Regions from separate parts of the Homo sapiens genome. Here region 2 is linked to region 1. A link is a loop called in an ENCODE intact Hi-C map of the cell type or tissue named here. Cell type or tissue: endothelial cell of umbilical vein. All regions are shown on one strand. Each heading gives the region's core, and the rest is flanking DNA. Links, peaks and the distances in the headings are about the cores only.

Region 1 (8,348 bases), core at 111-8,110:
CTCATGTGAGCGAAGCAGCAGCCGGGGAGAAGGCATATCCAACACACCTCAGGTGCAGTGGCGGCTTAAGGAGGCATCCCAGGAACACATTAATCAACACATTCAAGGAATGCATTAATCAACACTGCTATAACGGCTGGCATGCCCATTGTTTCACTGTAGCATGCTAAAGAGCACAGAGCAGCAATGTGAATGTGAATTTCCACCATGCTACAAGAAACAAAACCCTTTTCAGGACTGGCTCCATGCACCATATCCTACTCGACTCTTTCAATAGAAATCATTCTCTCCTGTATTCGTGGTAGTTTATGAACTTGCTTTCTGCAACAGTCAACCAGAAACAAAGAATCTTTACAGACCAGCTAAGTTTGACAATAGCTGTAGAAATGCCTTCTGCAGATATGAAAACTTGAATCCATCCAAGAGATTTTTTTCTTTGCCTTACAAAATGAATGCTGTCATGAAAGGCAAAATAAAAGAAAACAAAGCAAAGCAAAAAAAAAAAAACCCAAGCATCTATTTGTGTATGCAGTCAGTTGTGACAGCAACATACTGCATTACCAGCAGGGGCCTGGTCCTGGCCTCCTGCTCCACACTGGGTTTCATTTTCCTCCTGGGTAGTTCCCTAGATAACCCTCCTGTCAGGATTCGACTCCCTCCAAAAGCAGCCAGGGATGAAATGGCCAGATGCTGGAAGGAAGAGACATGATAAAATACCCGCAGAACCTAGGCACACATGTCTACCTTTGTATAGAGTACCATGTGGACCTGAACACCTGAGGCCTTCCAGTATTCCTGCTGTGTCTCACTTCCAATTGTCCATACTTGGAGTATCTCACCCATTAGGTTATGTTGCACAATTAAAGTTCAATAAATGATGATTCTGGTGATAAGAATGCTGAATACAAAGATCCTAACTCAATGAATAAGGGATGCCATTTATAACTTTCATTTGGAATAAGCTTCCTCTCAGGGTGAGAATTATTTTAATAGAGGTTGTACTTGCTGGGAACAAGAGCCACAGGGCAGTGCCCCTGCCTTTTGGTGGCACTGTTCTGGTCATTTTGGTGAACCTCAAAATTAAAGTCTATGGGTCACGAATCTAGACTTATTTCATCACGAGTTCTGATTCTAATAATCCCAGAAAACAGTTAAGAACTACAAGCCAAAAGTACAGCAAGGAAAAGAAATCAAATCCAGTAAGTATATGCAAGAAGCTATTTGCAAAGGTCACGCATTAGCCCTTTGGTGTATAAATGCTAAGTGCTCTACATTTCATGTACTGGAGTGACTCAGGCAGTTTTTTATTTCCAGTTTCAAACCAGATATTTCTCCCCACTAGGCTACAATGGGAGGAGAGGGGGGAACACATAAAAGTTGCAGGATTCCTTCTACTGACTACTAGCACCAATTATTGCTGCCACAAAAACATAATGCCACTGTTTTCATCATTGTCTCACTATGGCATTATCCTTACCCAGCTATCTCCCAAGAGAAAATGCTGATGTCTTTCTTCAAACACATTTCAACTGCTCTTTCTGAGCCTTCAGAAACAGCTATCAAACTGAGCAGCCCAGAGTGGTGGGAGTGGTGAGAAGGGGGATAAGGTGAGATGTCCAGAGAAAAATGGCTGTGTCCCATAAGAATAATGAGGACAGGATGCAAGAGGCAGAAATGAGATGCCTAATCAATAAAGGCATCTCAATCACGGATGTGAATAAAACTCAGAGATAAATATCAGGAAATGTATAATTTAGCCTCCCTACAGAAATGTTGCACATTGAATTTAATATGCTTCCATCTGACCCCAGGACAGAGAGCACTGCTCAGACTTCATGTGGAAATGGAAAGCTGAGCAGTCGCCTGGGTTGAAAGAACAGAATGTTCTTCACTGCATTGTCATTCAGCTTCCAGGAATGCTGCATTTCAGTGGTAAGTAGTCATTCTGTGAAAAAGTTCATCACGATCACAATAGAGGGACTGTCCAAGTATGCTAATGTTTCAAGAGATGTCACTTAGTTGAAATCTGTGCCTTGCCTTCATGCTATGTCACAATGAAGAGGGAGGAAGTTAATTTGTATAAGAAAAGATTGTTCTAGTTTTCCAGATGACTACATATTGAATCAAACTTTACTGGTATAAAACAATAAAGAGGTAAATATTTTTTACTTGGAGTTAGATCCCTGTCTTGGTTTTTATAAGTTCTAGGCATCCCAGAGTAACTGCTTTATTCATGAGCTTTTAATCTTCAGCTTCATGGGGCAAGTATTCTTTCTGTGGGTGCTGGGTCTTCTTGATTTGACTGGTATCAACTAAACTCAGCCTTAAAATGATCCTGTAGGACAAAATTTTGATAGCTGTCTTTACTGTTAAATTGTATTAAAAATTGGCCAGGCATGGTGGCTCATGCCTGTAATTCCAGTACTTTGTGAGGCCAAGGCAGGCAGATCACTTGAGGCCAGGAGCTCAAGACCAGCCTGGCCAACATGGTGAAACCCTGTCTCTATTAAAAATGCAAAAAGTAGCCAGGCATGTTGGTATGCATCTGTAATTGTAGCTACTCAGGAGGCTGAGGGATGAGAATCACTTGAACCCGGGAGGTGGAGTTTGCAGTGAGCAGAGATCGCGCCATTGCACTGCAACCTGGGTGACAAGTGAGACTCCATCTCAAGAAAGAAATAAATTAAATAAATAAATAGCATTAAAATTGTATAACTATTAGGATTTTGTAATAAAATACAGGTTCACTTTTACAAATCAACTTAATTATAAGATAAAAGTCTTTTTACTCTTACCAGTTTTACTATTATCTATTCAGGATGTAACTACCCTTCTCCTAAGATGTACATATAACTTTAACAACTCGGTATTGTAAAGTCCAAGGGAAAGAACAAATTTCAAGTCATCCACAAAAACAGTCAGTAAATGACTCCAGCACCTTGTCAGGTTATTCTTCATACACAGCTTGCTGCCAAATGGGAACATGCTTTAAGGTGCAGCCTGGGCATTCTTCTTCCTCAGACTCCTTATGGTTACTACTAGGACCAAACTTACACGAATGTGGCCAGCAGAAAACTCATTTTACGAAGTGATTTCAGAGGTATCCTCTCTCCTCACTCTGGTTGATTATCAAAATGCCACCACTAGCAGCCTTGCATTTTAGCTCAAGGTTTTCAATGCAGGTAGAAGACAGATTTCCCAGGGAGAGAATGTACACATTAGGGTTAATGGCAAACGTGAGCAGTTTTTATGTGTGACACTGGATAAGGGCAGACAGAGGGCACTTCCCAAACAGAAGGATGTGGGATGGGCCTGAGAGTTTGCAAACCACAGTCCACAATTCTGGCTGCATGCATTTTTCTGAACATCACAGCATGCCAGTGAATGTGGGAAAAACTACTGAAAACTCTAAGTAGCTACGAAAAAAACTTATTTATTCTAATGTCAGAGGCCAAATACTTGAATAGCCTAGGGACATTCTGAGTATAAGTGTGCTTTAGAATTTTGGGAAGTTTCAGTCAGTCTTTGTGAGGCCAGGGAAACAAATTGGGAAGACTCAGTATTTAGTTTTGACAAGATTCAACCATTCACGAAACCAAAAAATGAGACATTTTAGTGGCTCTCATAGGACCTGACAACTAAAAGCTCTCTTGAGCCAATTAACAAAAGGCTAGCCAGAAAGACCAACAAGAAGTGTGTATTGAGAAAAGAAGAATCGAGCCTTTTCACTTGTTGCTCTAGAAGACAGAGATTTTCAATCGAGTACCCTTCACACGATGGAAGAAAGAAAAAATAATGCATCCAGCCAGAAAAACTCCCTTAGAACTACCTGAGAGTGGGCTAGGAAGTGGGAGAGCACCTGCTGTTGAGCCAAGCGTTTCCACCTTAAAAGGGCACCATGTACTTCCTCACAGTGGCCGCTGTTTTCCCTGCTCACCAGAAAACACCATTTTTACAAATAAACTCCCGCCCTCAGTGTCTTACTACCTTATAGATATCAGACAATATATTATCTACGAAAGAATTTTCCATACCTTACTGCTGATACTAGTATTGTACTGGTAAGCCACCATACTTAATACCATTACTAGTAACTCCTAGTTTCTAACAACTGTAATTTGGTATATGTCCCTGTCAGAATGGATGGTACTTACTATCACATTGCTTTACCTTGCAGGTGTTCTTTATGAAACAAGGACACTTGTAGAGGAGAGGGGTACATAAAAACTATATAAAATAGGTCATTTTGCTTCAACAAAGGGAGCTTTCTCTTAAAAGAGCCATTTGTACAAAATTAAGGCTATTTTGGTGTTGGTCATAATTACCTAACATCAATTTTGCTAGTCTCTGCTAATTTTCACTTTTCAGGGACTGTTCAAGCAGAACAAAATTTGTGCTATTTGATTTACAAAGCAACATTCTTAGTTTCCAGTCTACTAATTTGGGGATTTCTGATGGTATTTTGAAACACTGTAAGAACTAGTCATATGAAGTCAGTTTCAATACAACACAATGGAAGCAAATTCAGCTGAGGCATGAATCATTTCCTTTCAATTACAAAAGGACATCTCAATGGATCAGCCTAAGAATTCTCAGTAACAAGAGACAACATGCTCAAAGGATTTTACTATCTCAAAATCTTGTATACAATCTTCTTTCCTTAACTAAAATCCATGAGTTTATTTGTTAAATGAAATCAACAAGGTAAAGAACTGAATGTCTGAACAATCGTGCTCTCATAATTCCTTAAAAAAGCTATTATTGGTTGAGATACAGTTCTCTGAACTGTGTTCCAGATCTCCAAGTAAGATTATTTTTTCATCAAGTTCAGTACTATAATAGATGGCCTTTCAGAAGGCATCATAGGCCTAACAGGGTCCATTCTAGAGCTGATAATGCTGAATGGCATAAATAAGAATGGGGCGGACAGCGGGGTAGGAAATAAGAAATGGGGAAGGAATTTACAAAGCAGAAATCACATTTCAAAGTAACATTTAAACTTTCAAAGGAGATATTTTTATTCTTTGGACTCCATTGTGAGACAAGAAAAATCACTAATGGATGGTATACCCTCAGGAGACTTTTGATATATTATTGAATCAAAAAGAAAATTATTTTCTTGTAAATGATTCCCTATAATTTTTAATCTTTAGTCCCTTTATAAACATTTTTACTAGCAGTGCTTTGCCTCTGCTCTCTATTTTCTGGGCTTTATGATTCATGATTTACTTAAACAAAAATCTTATTACTATGAAAGGACATGAGGGCTGGTTTACTTCCCTATGTATTTGATCTATCTTCTTTGACATTGGTATGATTAATGTTTTTGCATCTATGTTTCTACTCTCTGTCTTTTATCATACTCTCTGGATTGAAAAGTATTAAATATGGCAATAATATTACATAATCACATTATTTAATATTATAATTCTCATCTTTAACTACGAATTCAAATGTTTTGAGAAGACAAACTCTTACCTTTGAAGAAGCTCTTAAGTTGTTCTTCCTTTTAATTCTTTAAACCAAACGTCTTCTTAGCATTGCTCTGTGGGTTAAAAAATGGGAGAAACGTTAACACGACATTGATTGTCATCAATCACAGCAGAGTGTCAATATATTAACTCCAACTGGCTCTCTTATGGGAAACACAATTAAAGAGAGAGCCCTGCAAGGAAGACAAATCATGACTAGATTTGCCAAAACATATCTCTGCTGGCTTCAATCAAAAGTGACAGCAGAGAAGTGACCAGAACTCTGGTGGACATCCCATTAAAGGATTCCAGCCTAGAGAATCACGTCTGATTCCTCTTTTCAGTTTAGAGGAATAAAGGTGTTTTTGTAATGTATCTATACAGTGTGGATAAAATACTTTGCTATGGGCTTATTATTATTATTATTTAAATTTTTTTATTTGGTAGCATAGAAATTTTTTAGGTTATGTTTGAAAGGCCCCAGGTTTTCAACAAGGGTCATAAAAAGAAGCTGGGAACAACCAAGATTTGAGGAGTGAGTTCCACCTGGGCTGTGACAAAGGCAGAGCAGTGGACAGCTCCCAAGTTCTGCAGTCTCCAACTCTCCTCTCGTCAGCCTCAATGTTTCCTTTGCAAATAGTCCAGCTGAGAATTAGCCAGAGAAAGAGAGGAAGGATGGCGAGTAGAACAATCACAGCTGAGCACATTAAGTTTCATTTTTTAAACAACCAATTCAGTGACACCCAAGGTTTCTAAGGGAGGATTTGTGTCTTTTTGAACTTTGGATTTCTGGAAACAGAAGTCGTACTATCAACCTCTGAAAAACCCTTCAGAGAAGAGAAACAAGTGTCAATTCAGGAACTCTGGACTGCACTCAAATATTAGGACAACTATGAAACACAAAATTATTCCGTTAATAAAAGATGCTTAATAATCTCAGCTGGTTTTGCTTATGTATGTGTTATAAAATATTCCCTGCATTAAGTTGCAAAAAATGTTAATTACATATAAAACCACCCTTAATAGATTTTCATTGCATGTGAAGCAATGATATTTTATCAGGACAAAATATTAATATTGTGGAGGTTTGTGATTTTTCCTTAGAATTGGAACCAATTTTATAGTAATATTGTTTTCACTTTTTAAAAAAAACCCTAGAGTTGTGTAGGAGAGCATCTATAAGAATTTTAAGATATATCTACAATAACAACTCAATTCAGCAAACTTATATTGAGCACTTAATACATATCCGCCAATTCACTGGATAAATCTAAACAAGAAAAAAATAAAATATAAATACTTCATGCTTCCTACCATGAGGGATCTCAGTCCACATGCTGATGGATTCCTAAGTTTTAATAGTTCTCAGCATAATCCAGTTCAGGGCAAAACGCTCTAAAAAGCACAGATATGTAATTTTGCATAACATGGTTCCATGGCATCACGTGGAAAAAACTATTTCATCCTTGCTTATATATATTATTGATAGGGCACTGCTACATTTTTAACCACCTTGTGGTGATGTAAACCCTGAAGGGTTTGCAAAGACCACCAAAAGACTGTATTAATTGTATTACCATGTCAGCAATTATGCCCAACATTTCTAGGAAATGACTTTTTGTTACATTCATTACTCTTGTTTTGACAAATGTGTCAATGGCCTTTCATTACCCCAAAACACATTTAGGTCAAGAGAATAGGGTAATACATCATTGCTAAGGACTATTTTTCCAATAACCAAGTAACAATTTAATTTTTTAACCAAAATGCAATCAACTTACCCTATTAAATAAAATCAGTCCTAAGTCAAAAGGTCAAGATAAGATTTGATGTATTTTTAAAGTAGCCTTCAGAAAAGACAGATAACATCCACGCGAAAAATGTAAGAAACCCAAAGCCCACAGTACACATAACAAATCAATTACAATAATAGTAATTCAATAGCATATAACACTAAAAATTCAAATAATTCTGAAAAGTGAATACTTGCCTTAGCCACTTATGGAAAAATAAAATAATAAACTTCCTGTTTCAGAGTAAATTGCTATGGATTGGGACACATTTTTTTGCTGGACTTTTTTGGCAGAGAAAGAGTTGTTTGGTTTTAAAATGAGAATTCATAACATTCAATGCAACTGAAAATCTGCTATTACAAGCAGTATTAGGTAAAAAGTATCAGCAGGCAAAAACTTGCAAAATCTCATTTGGCTTATACTTTTTAGTTCAACTCTAAAGATATTAGAGATGTTTACTCTTTGATTCTTGTGAGGCTGATTTCTAAAAACTGGCCTCCTTAACAATACAGTAAAGGTTAGATTACATTAAGATATCAAGCCTTTGATTGCCCCCACCCCCCCAACAACCCAGTCAATTCTGTCTACACTCTTCAAAATAAATACAGATGAGAAATAGTTTTCAGAACATCAATTATGAAAACTTTATACGCAAGAATATATTTATATATCTGCACAAGTATGTATTTGTGCAACATGCAAAACTGTTCTGCCTTTTATCACTATAAAATGACAGTAAATTATAAATTTATATTTAATCTTTGGTCTTAACAGAAATTTGACTAGTAGTAAAATCATACTAAGCCCAAACTCTTTTTTTTTCTTAATTTCCTGCCTTTGACATGATCCTTGGACTGAATTTGGGTTCCATTCATACTTAACTGGAGAAAAAAGGATAAAAAAACCACCTTGTTAAAACTGGCATTTATCTTTGGTTTCTCTAGGGTATGCCTGTCATCCAGCCGCTAATTCAGCTTGACAAGGCCAGAAGCCAAAATCATCTTGAAACCCAGTTCTCCCATTACAGCAGCCTATGAAACAAAATACATTCCAAAAAACAGACAGTATGGTCTGAGATAAAGCA
Region 2 (8,348 bases), core at 109-8,108, 110 kb after region 1:
TGCTTCTTCCAGTCCAGAAGAGTGATTCTTCCATGACAGAACGGGCCAGCTGCTGATGTGAGCCCATCCCTCCAGATCAGCATGACTAAGATATTCATCTTCATGGAGCAAGAATAACTACAGGAGATTTGAATGCTGCATTTGCTTTAAATAAAACTGCAGATGCAATTCCAGGAGTAGGATAGAGACAGCAGAAAAACAGCACATTTCTTTTATAGTATCATAGTGTCTATTTTAATCAGCATATTACAGATGTTTTGAGACATTCTAGCAAAATTGACATGGTTGACAACGCTAGACAGAACTGCCTCACGGGGGAAAAGAGGAAAAGATTAAACCACAGGCGTGTGGCAAAGGAACCTGCTTTGTCAGAACTATGCTTTGTCATCACCGCTGAGATCAGAGAGCTGTTTCTATGGCAGCAGGCAACATGTTCTGGCCAGGAGACAATCATGTAGGGATTTTTAATTTCATTTGATGTCTAATTGCCTACTACTTCGGGAAAGAGACAAATAATTAAAAAAAAAAAGTCTTCCTTAACTAGACAGACTAATACCCCCAAGGAAAAACTTGGGTTTTTATAGTATGCTTTTCAAGATTTGAATTTCATGTCTGTATAGTTGAAGGCATGGGACCTTCTCCAACAAGGCAGAATGAAACCAGTAAAAAGGAAAGGAAACTCAGATGAAATTTCCATCACTGCAGAGCAGTTCACACATCCTGTTAATTACTATTGCCATTCATAATTAAGGGAGGTTCCTCATGGATCTTACTAACCCTTCTATCAAACAGCACCTACTCTTGCAAACCATTGGAAGAGGTTGTGCTATTTATGACAGGTCCCTCCCATTTCAGATCCATGCTGTTCATTTCCCTGAGCAATTAACGGACATTACAAACACATATTCTCCAGAGAGATTCCTAGTTTGGGAACATCACTTTTCAGATGTTGCTACTGTTGTCACTGACCATTTATTTCAATGTTTTCCATCTTCCCTTAAAGAGTAAGTGATTGAATGTCTCATGATTCTCTGCTTTTGCAACATAACACGCTTCCCTCCATTTGATCAAATAATACTGGTGCTTCTAAGGATCCTTTAAGCTAATAGCCAACAGTAGCCTATTTTAATTGCTATGGAGATGTCTTAGTTTGTTTGAAGCTGTTATAACAGAAAACCTGAGACTGGGTAACTTATAAGGACAGAAATTTATTGGCTCACAATTCTGGAGTCTGAGAAGTCCAGTATCAAGGTGCAGACATCTGGTGACGACCTTGTAGTTGCGTCATCCCATGGCAAAAGGCAGAAGGACAAGAGAGAGCAAGAGAGACACAGGGAAGGGGGCCAAACTCATCCTTTTATAATAACAACAATCCTACCTATAAGGGTGGAGCCCTCATGGCCTAATCATCTCTCAACAGTCCCACCTCTTCATACTGTTACAAAGGCAATTAAATTTCAACGCGAATTTTGGAGGGGACAAACATCCTAACCCTAGCGAAAGAAAACAAATAATTTTCTGGTAACTGAGGTAAATATTCCAGCAATTTGATTGGGAGTTCATGTCATAATGAGCTATAATTTTTTCTTTTTAATTCAGATGTCCAGAACTCAACTTCTAAATCTCTGGACACTAGGCAGATGGCTCTTTCTTTTCTTTTCTTTTCTCTGCTCTTCTCTTTCTTTCTTTTTCACTCTCTTTCTTTTTTCTTTTGCAAGTTACAGAGGTGACACTGGTGTTAATACCTGGTTAAATACCACTCACGGACAGTCACTCATTGCCCAGCTTTCCAATACTATGGCAGCCCTTAAGCTGCAATGAATTAACAATTTGTACACAAAGTGGGCAACAATTCTCAATATCACAAACCAAACTGCAACCTTTTAGCCATTTAGCACTGAAAGTTGCTATCACTAACACTGAACCAATGGGATGCACCCTGACTTCAGCAGAAGAATAAAAGCATGGAGCTCTGGAAACCCCTCTGCTCTTACATCATGCCCACAGAAGCAACACCTGTGACACGCAGACCAAGAAATGACTTCTAGGTGACCAGGAGCCGTGTGGTCACTCAATTCCTTGAGTCATGGCTACCACAGGTCTGCATTTCTGTGGTCTTCCCCACAGTTCAAGGCCAGTGCAAAAGGACTTGCTGACTTGTATTTCTGGAGATTCTCTCCAGAAATTGGTAGAGATTCTCTCACCAAACAAAAGATTTCTGTGCTTCTATGAAGCACACAATATCAAAGCATCTATTGAGAAGAAAGACAAGTCCACTCACAGAATAATATGCAGGAGGGCATCTCCAGGGACACCAATCACGGCTAGGATCTTAGGACAAATGTTTTCCTGAAGAGCATAATAATAGATGGGACAAACGATGACATTCTGACTTGAAGTGGTCAGCACCACAGCCTGCCTGTGAAAGCAGCATTGGCCTGACCACACACTGGCTGGGAAGGGAGAGGTCTTTTATCTGGTATACATATTATACACACACACACACACACACACACACACACACACACACACGCACTGAAAGTTGCTATCACTAAGTATATATATATTCACCCATGTGTGAACAATTATTGAGCACGTAAGCACTTAGAAAATACACACCATCCTCATTTTCAAGTTATAATGAAGGCCCATACTTAACATGATTGATTAAAATGGTTTGATATAATTTCAACATTTTAATACAACTGTGTGGATTTTTTTCTGGCTTATTTTATAGCATAAACATTTATTTGACCATCAGTGTATAGGCTTTTGAATATGACACAAGTAACAAGTCTAATAACATCATGCCACATAAATATTCTGGGGAAAAAAATCTGCTCAAAATTTGAAAAATCGAGTGTTTCAGGAATGACTCTTCCCTACCCATAACTTCCAAAAATATCCCCTAGTCCTTCTGATATTGAGAGGCACTAACAGGATATATGTATACTTAACTAGTTTCACACACACACACAAAAAATCACCGTATGTCCGCTCTGGTTAGGGCTTATCGTATGTATTTCCTTTCATTGCCATCTGATTCATTGCTTCATCTTTTCTTTAAGTAAAAGGAGTGCCCTCATCCCCGTAACTGTTCTTAGAAGATAACGTTAGTCATTGTATTCCTACAATATGCTTCTCATCTGGCAGTTAATTTCCCCAGAGGGTACTGCAGACGTTTTATTTTCAGATAATCTCCAATTAGCTTCCTCTCTTCGTTACCCTGACCAGCTCACTTTCATAATTTTCTCCTATACATCCTCCTCCTCTTAACATATTTCTTACTTCACAGGGAAGAATATGATTTATATTGCTTTTCATTTACCTCACTTCTTTCCTGTTTACCTGCTTGCTACAGATTTTGCATTTTAATATCCAAAATCCAACATAAAATAAAGCTGCATGTTTCATCAAATGTTGCTCTTCCCATCTGAGCTCACTTTGCATTCAGTCCTTTTCTTCATGAGTTTGGCAGTATATATAGAGTTTGAGGTATATATTATATGTACTCACAAACAGGCATGCTTAAGCCATACAAAAGTGGGAGCTCACCCAGGTGCTCTCATTTCAAAGGCACTTCTTTTCTCTCAGAAAGTTACATGTCTCCACTTTCGTGTCCACACACAAAATTCCTTTATCCAAGATAAAAACTTTTAATGTCAAAACTAGAGATATAGTTTAAAGCAGAACAGGTAAATAAATAACTTAAATTTTCACTAGTGGATGAAAGTTGGATTCTTTCTTGAGAACAGGTTTTGATGTCGGGGTGAGGGTGTCCAGTAGGCATTAAGTCTGTCCAGGTGCACCTCAGAGAAGGGAAATGAGTGTATGTAAAAAGGAGAAACTGAGGCCACTGAATACACTTCACTTGGTTTTCCATTTTATGTACAACACAGTCATCTTCTAGTTATTTGGTAGCAAACCAAGAATTTACAAATTTAAGTACTTACAAATATTTTAGTTCCATCGTGTGTGTGTGTGTGTGTGTGTGTGTGTGTGTTTATTTTTAATTTTCAAGTATTTGAATCTACAAAAGAATATCCTTTCAGAACATCTGTACCCAGTTAAGGAATCTGGGAAAGAAAACAGAAGTGGACTGAAATGTGTTGGTCTTATCTTTGTCTGGCCTCTATGAATATCTTGACTGTCATCAAAAATATCTCTTTAGTAGATATTACTATAGAGATTCTGCTTTTCAGACACACACAAATCCTTGCAGACACTTGATGTCTGATGAGTGTCTCTTTTATGCATTTTGACTTCTGAGAAGGTCTCTATCCCCAAACAGTGAGCACTACTTTGCTAAAAAAAGTCTGTGTGTTCTGAATAAATGGAAACGTCTTACCAATATATGAATTGCTGATCTTTAAAGTAAATAAATAGGCGAATAGATTCTTATCCACATTTCTTCTAGCCACAAATTTTAAGGAAATCCTGCAGTCCTTTACAAGGGGGGGAGTTTCTCAGCTAGATGGAAAGATATGACGACAATTTCCCCATTCACAAAACATTTCCTGTCTCCGTAAGTACCCACTGCCCAATTACTCATTTTACACTTATTCTGTGTGAATTTACATTGTGACTTGGCATTTTTAGGCATCCGTGGTTCCTACTGATTTCCTCTGGTCCCCATTGGTTTCCTTTCTTAGGCTTTACTGAATCTCCCAAGGGCCAAAGTAGAAACCCAATTAATGCGTGCATAACCTAGATGGCTCATGCCCTTACTTTTACATTCTTTCCATTGCATGACACTGTCTTGGAGCTCTTTAAGGAAGCATCTTTCAAAATCTTGTGTGTGAGAGAGAGAAAAGACTCACAGAAGGAAATGTAGAATGGGAAGAAACTATTCATGAGGAATATCTCTTTAATATAGTAAGAGCATGTTGGTAGAAAAATAAAGACTGCTTGATAACTAAAGGTTAATAAAAACCACAACTGTTGGAAAGCAAAGACATAACTTCATTCCCCCACATACCCCAAAATAGCATACACAGAAAAGCAACTCTACATAGCCAGTTAAGAAGGATTAATTATGCCTCTACCATGAGCTCAACATTATGGTAGGTGCTTAGCGAAAAAAAGACTATAAGTGTAGATGTATATATGTGTGTGTATAAAACGTGTAAAACAATATAAAAGAATAATATCTTATGTTAGATGGAGTGGAATAGGCTGAAAGCATTAGGAGAGAAATTAGTGTGAGCCGGATATTAGTATATTTTAGCTAATTTGCAAAAACTCATCTTTGACTAGTCATGCTAAAGTATTGCCTATAATATCACATGCCATTTATCAATGTTTACATGTCTCATGATCATATATTCAAATGTTGATAATTATTCAATAATATAGACCATTGCAAGACTAAGTCACCCCCAATGAGAAATGTAATTCAAACCTGTAAACCTACTGAAAATGGACTGAAATAAAGAATGTGAATGCATTTTGTAGAAGGAAAAGTATTATTCATGAAGTAGATATTAGAATCATTATTACTATTGTCATCTTTCTCATAAGATTACTTGAAGAAAAAAAAGTACAAAGTTAAAATACAAAATGATGTCAATTCTGTTTATTAAATAAAAGAGGCAGGTATTGTTTTCCCTGTATTCCAGATAAGGAACTGAAGCTATTCAATCTACAACTTAAGAAAAATCAATTGGGTAGCAACCACTGACAGAGTAAATCATTTTGTTCTTCAATCATCTTGTATTTCTGACCAAACTGCACAGTTTATTTTGAGAACTCTGTGGTTTTAGTTTAGGATTTTAGGAGTCTAGAGAGACTTCTGACCTGCCCTGTGGAGATTAACGACATACTTAATTCTGTTTGTCTAACAGCAGGCAAAAGATCTGACTAGCAGAATGGCAGCAACCTTTTCCACTAAAACGAAGGTATGTTTATGGCATGCCACATACAGTGGAACAGTAGTCAAAATAGTCAAAACAGGTCTATTGGAAGTGGGGATTCCAACCTCCTCCACAGCAAAATACATTTCATTGATAACACCTCCTCCAAGAGCCACTTCACGAGTTCTTAGGTCAGAGTATGCTCCTCCCTTCTGTCTCTCTTCTCTAAGCTGCAATACCAGTCACACAGCCTTCAAGCTCTATGTTCCATTCTACAATAAATGTTTCAAATAAATTCCAACATGACTTAATGTTCTAAGCTTAAAATGCCATGTTATAGTAGCTAACATTTATTTAGTGCTATATGCCAGGCAGTGCAGTAAACACTTTACATGGATTATCTTATTTCATCAACTGTTTTGGGAGGTGGGACTATTATTACCCCATTTTCACACATTAAAAAAACAATGCCAAAGAAACTAAAAATCTTGCTGAAGGTCACCCAGCTAAGTCACTTACTGAATACTCACTTACTGTATCCCTTTGGCCCAAGCTCTTTTATGTATATGAAATCTTTCAAACAAACTGAGACGCAGAGTGTGTAATATAAAATACATCACCCAACTTTGACAAGTACACTTAAAGTAAAAGATACAGGTCATCCTTTACATAAAGATACATTTTAAAGTATAATGGGGTTTCTCAATCAAAAAGAAAAGGGCAATAGGAAGCTGAGGACTGAAGTGAATCTACACCCCCATAAAGAAAGTCCTACTAAGAACAGTGCCAGGCATTGAGAAGGTGCTTAATAAAATTTCACTGAACATGTAACAATATTTTCCTTTCTAAATATATAAAAGAGGCCAGAGAAGATAATCTGAATAAAAACATGATGGTCCAATGAGGAGCAATTCAGCCACGTTCTGTAGTGAAAGAGTTACCCTTTCCCACCTGCCCTGACTCCCACCTTCCCTGGCTGCAGTAGGGTGGTCCTCTCATTTCAGCCCCCCATCTTAGCCTCCAGGAGCCAAGAGAAGGGGCCACTGCACAGGCTGAGTGCAGGGGAAAGCATCCTGCCTCCTGCCCAGGGAAACCTAGGCAGGATGTGAAATAGAGTTAAAGACAGTGGTTACCTCTGGAGAGAAGGGAGGGGGATATAGTTGAGGATGGGACTTGAGAGCTATTGGTGACTTTCTGCATCTTCAGCTTGGTAGAGAGGACGGTGATTCTCATTATGTCCCTCTTTATCTTTTTGCATATATGGAATAATGAAATATGTACATAATACAAAGATCAGAGGTAGCTGAGGGGAGAAAGGATAGTGAGTCAGGAAAGGAAGTAAATGAAAGCATAAGAAAGATGAAAAGTAAGAAGGAAGGGAAAGTGAAGGAGAAAGAGTCAGGTGGATTGGGTAGTAAGGGAAGACTGAGGCAAGAACACAGCCTTCAGCAAGGATCTCTTAACAAAAGTGGGGATGGGGGTGGAAATCACCTGATTCAGAGAGAAAAGGAAGAGGCACACATAAAATGAGAAAATCATGAGTGAATGACGAGATAAAAATAAAAGGTAACTTCAAATATGACTATGTGCTTTGAGCTTGCTTTAAAAGAGAACTTCAGCAGTGGGAACAGAAAAGGTTTGACTGATGAGGTAAGTTCCAAAATACAAAACCAAGAAGCACCTCAGTCGTTGCATAAGTCTATATTCCAGCTAACAAAGATACATGTTAATACTTTAAGCTCTGAACTTCATTTTTGGTGGCAATCATGCTAAAACATATTACACTTCATGACCTTCTTAAACAGAATCTGACCTGTTCTCTACCACTCGGTGTCATCACCAAGAACCTGGGTGATAACACTCAGAGGCTATTGCTTGCTGTGGCAGGGCTAGGGCCCCCACCTCCCAGGCTAGAAACACCTAGCTACAGGGAAGCCACATAATTGACATATGCTGACGTCAGAGTGTTGAAATCCTTTTTCTGGAAGTTGATCTTAAAGTTTGGCCCCAATGAACATAGGGACAAATCCCACATCTAAATCTGTTAATACCACTGTCATCCCCTCTTCTCCATGTGCTTCTCCCTCTCTTCCAAAAGGAAAGCACATATTCCAAATGTGCCCCAGGGCAGTTGTTCTGATGATCAATCACACTCACCTCTTTGAGCCCACCGACCTTGGATTATGCACTCACATGAAAGAAAAGAAACCATATCCCTTCACAGCCAGAAATCTTCAGGCCCCAATGTAGCCCAGTGCTGACTGACCAGTTAGAGCTTATCAGGTTTCCTACCAGGAGTGGGGCATCGAAGAGAGCTGGTGAGAAGGGAGTGAGCTAGAAACTGCCCCCTCAGTCCCATGTAGTCTTCCTGGTGAAATAACTGAGAAGGTAGCCATTCTGTTCAGTAAGAAAGATGAGGTGCTGGAAAAACTGCCTGTGCGGTGGCTTCCTGGAAGCTCTGGAGAAGGGAAGTCGGTCAGAGGTGTGGCTAGTGTC

The links. Peaks named below come from ENCODE experiments on the same cell type or tissue, not always from the same donor. Only the 100,000 strongest peaks of a DNase experiment are listed, where the experiment ranks them.
Region 2: it touches region 1 in a loop (5-fold over the local background); 2 of 110 quality-filtered maps call a loop at or near these places.

The regions. Positions count from the first base shown.
Region 1 is chr7:108,307,187-108,315,534 of GRCh38, forward strand. NRCAM (neuronal cell adhesion molecule) reads right to left here. Exons shown (of 33, transcript NM_001037132.4): 3 at 5,479-5,545. Among named protein-coding and RNA genes, the nearest start is that of NRCAM, 150 kb to the right of the region's middle. RefSeq lists a silencer at 1,759-2,053. In endothelial cell of umbilical vein, for the core only: no CTCF peak of the experiment used is centred there; DNase peaks (open chromatin) are centred at 1,945, 4,535 and 6,115; H3K27ac peaks cover 5,754 bases.
Region 2 is chr7:108,416,069-108,424,416 of GRCh38, forward strand. All of the region lies in intron 1 of NRCAM (neuronal cell adhesion molecule), which reads right to left. Among named protein-coding and RNA genes, the nearest start is that of NRCAM, 36 kb to the right of the region's middle. In endothelial cell of umbilical vein, for the core only: no CTCF peak of the experiment used is centred there; DNase peaks (open chromatin) are centred at 373, 3,053 and 4,543; H3K27ac peaks cover 6,324 bases.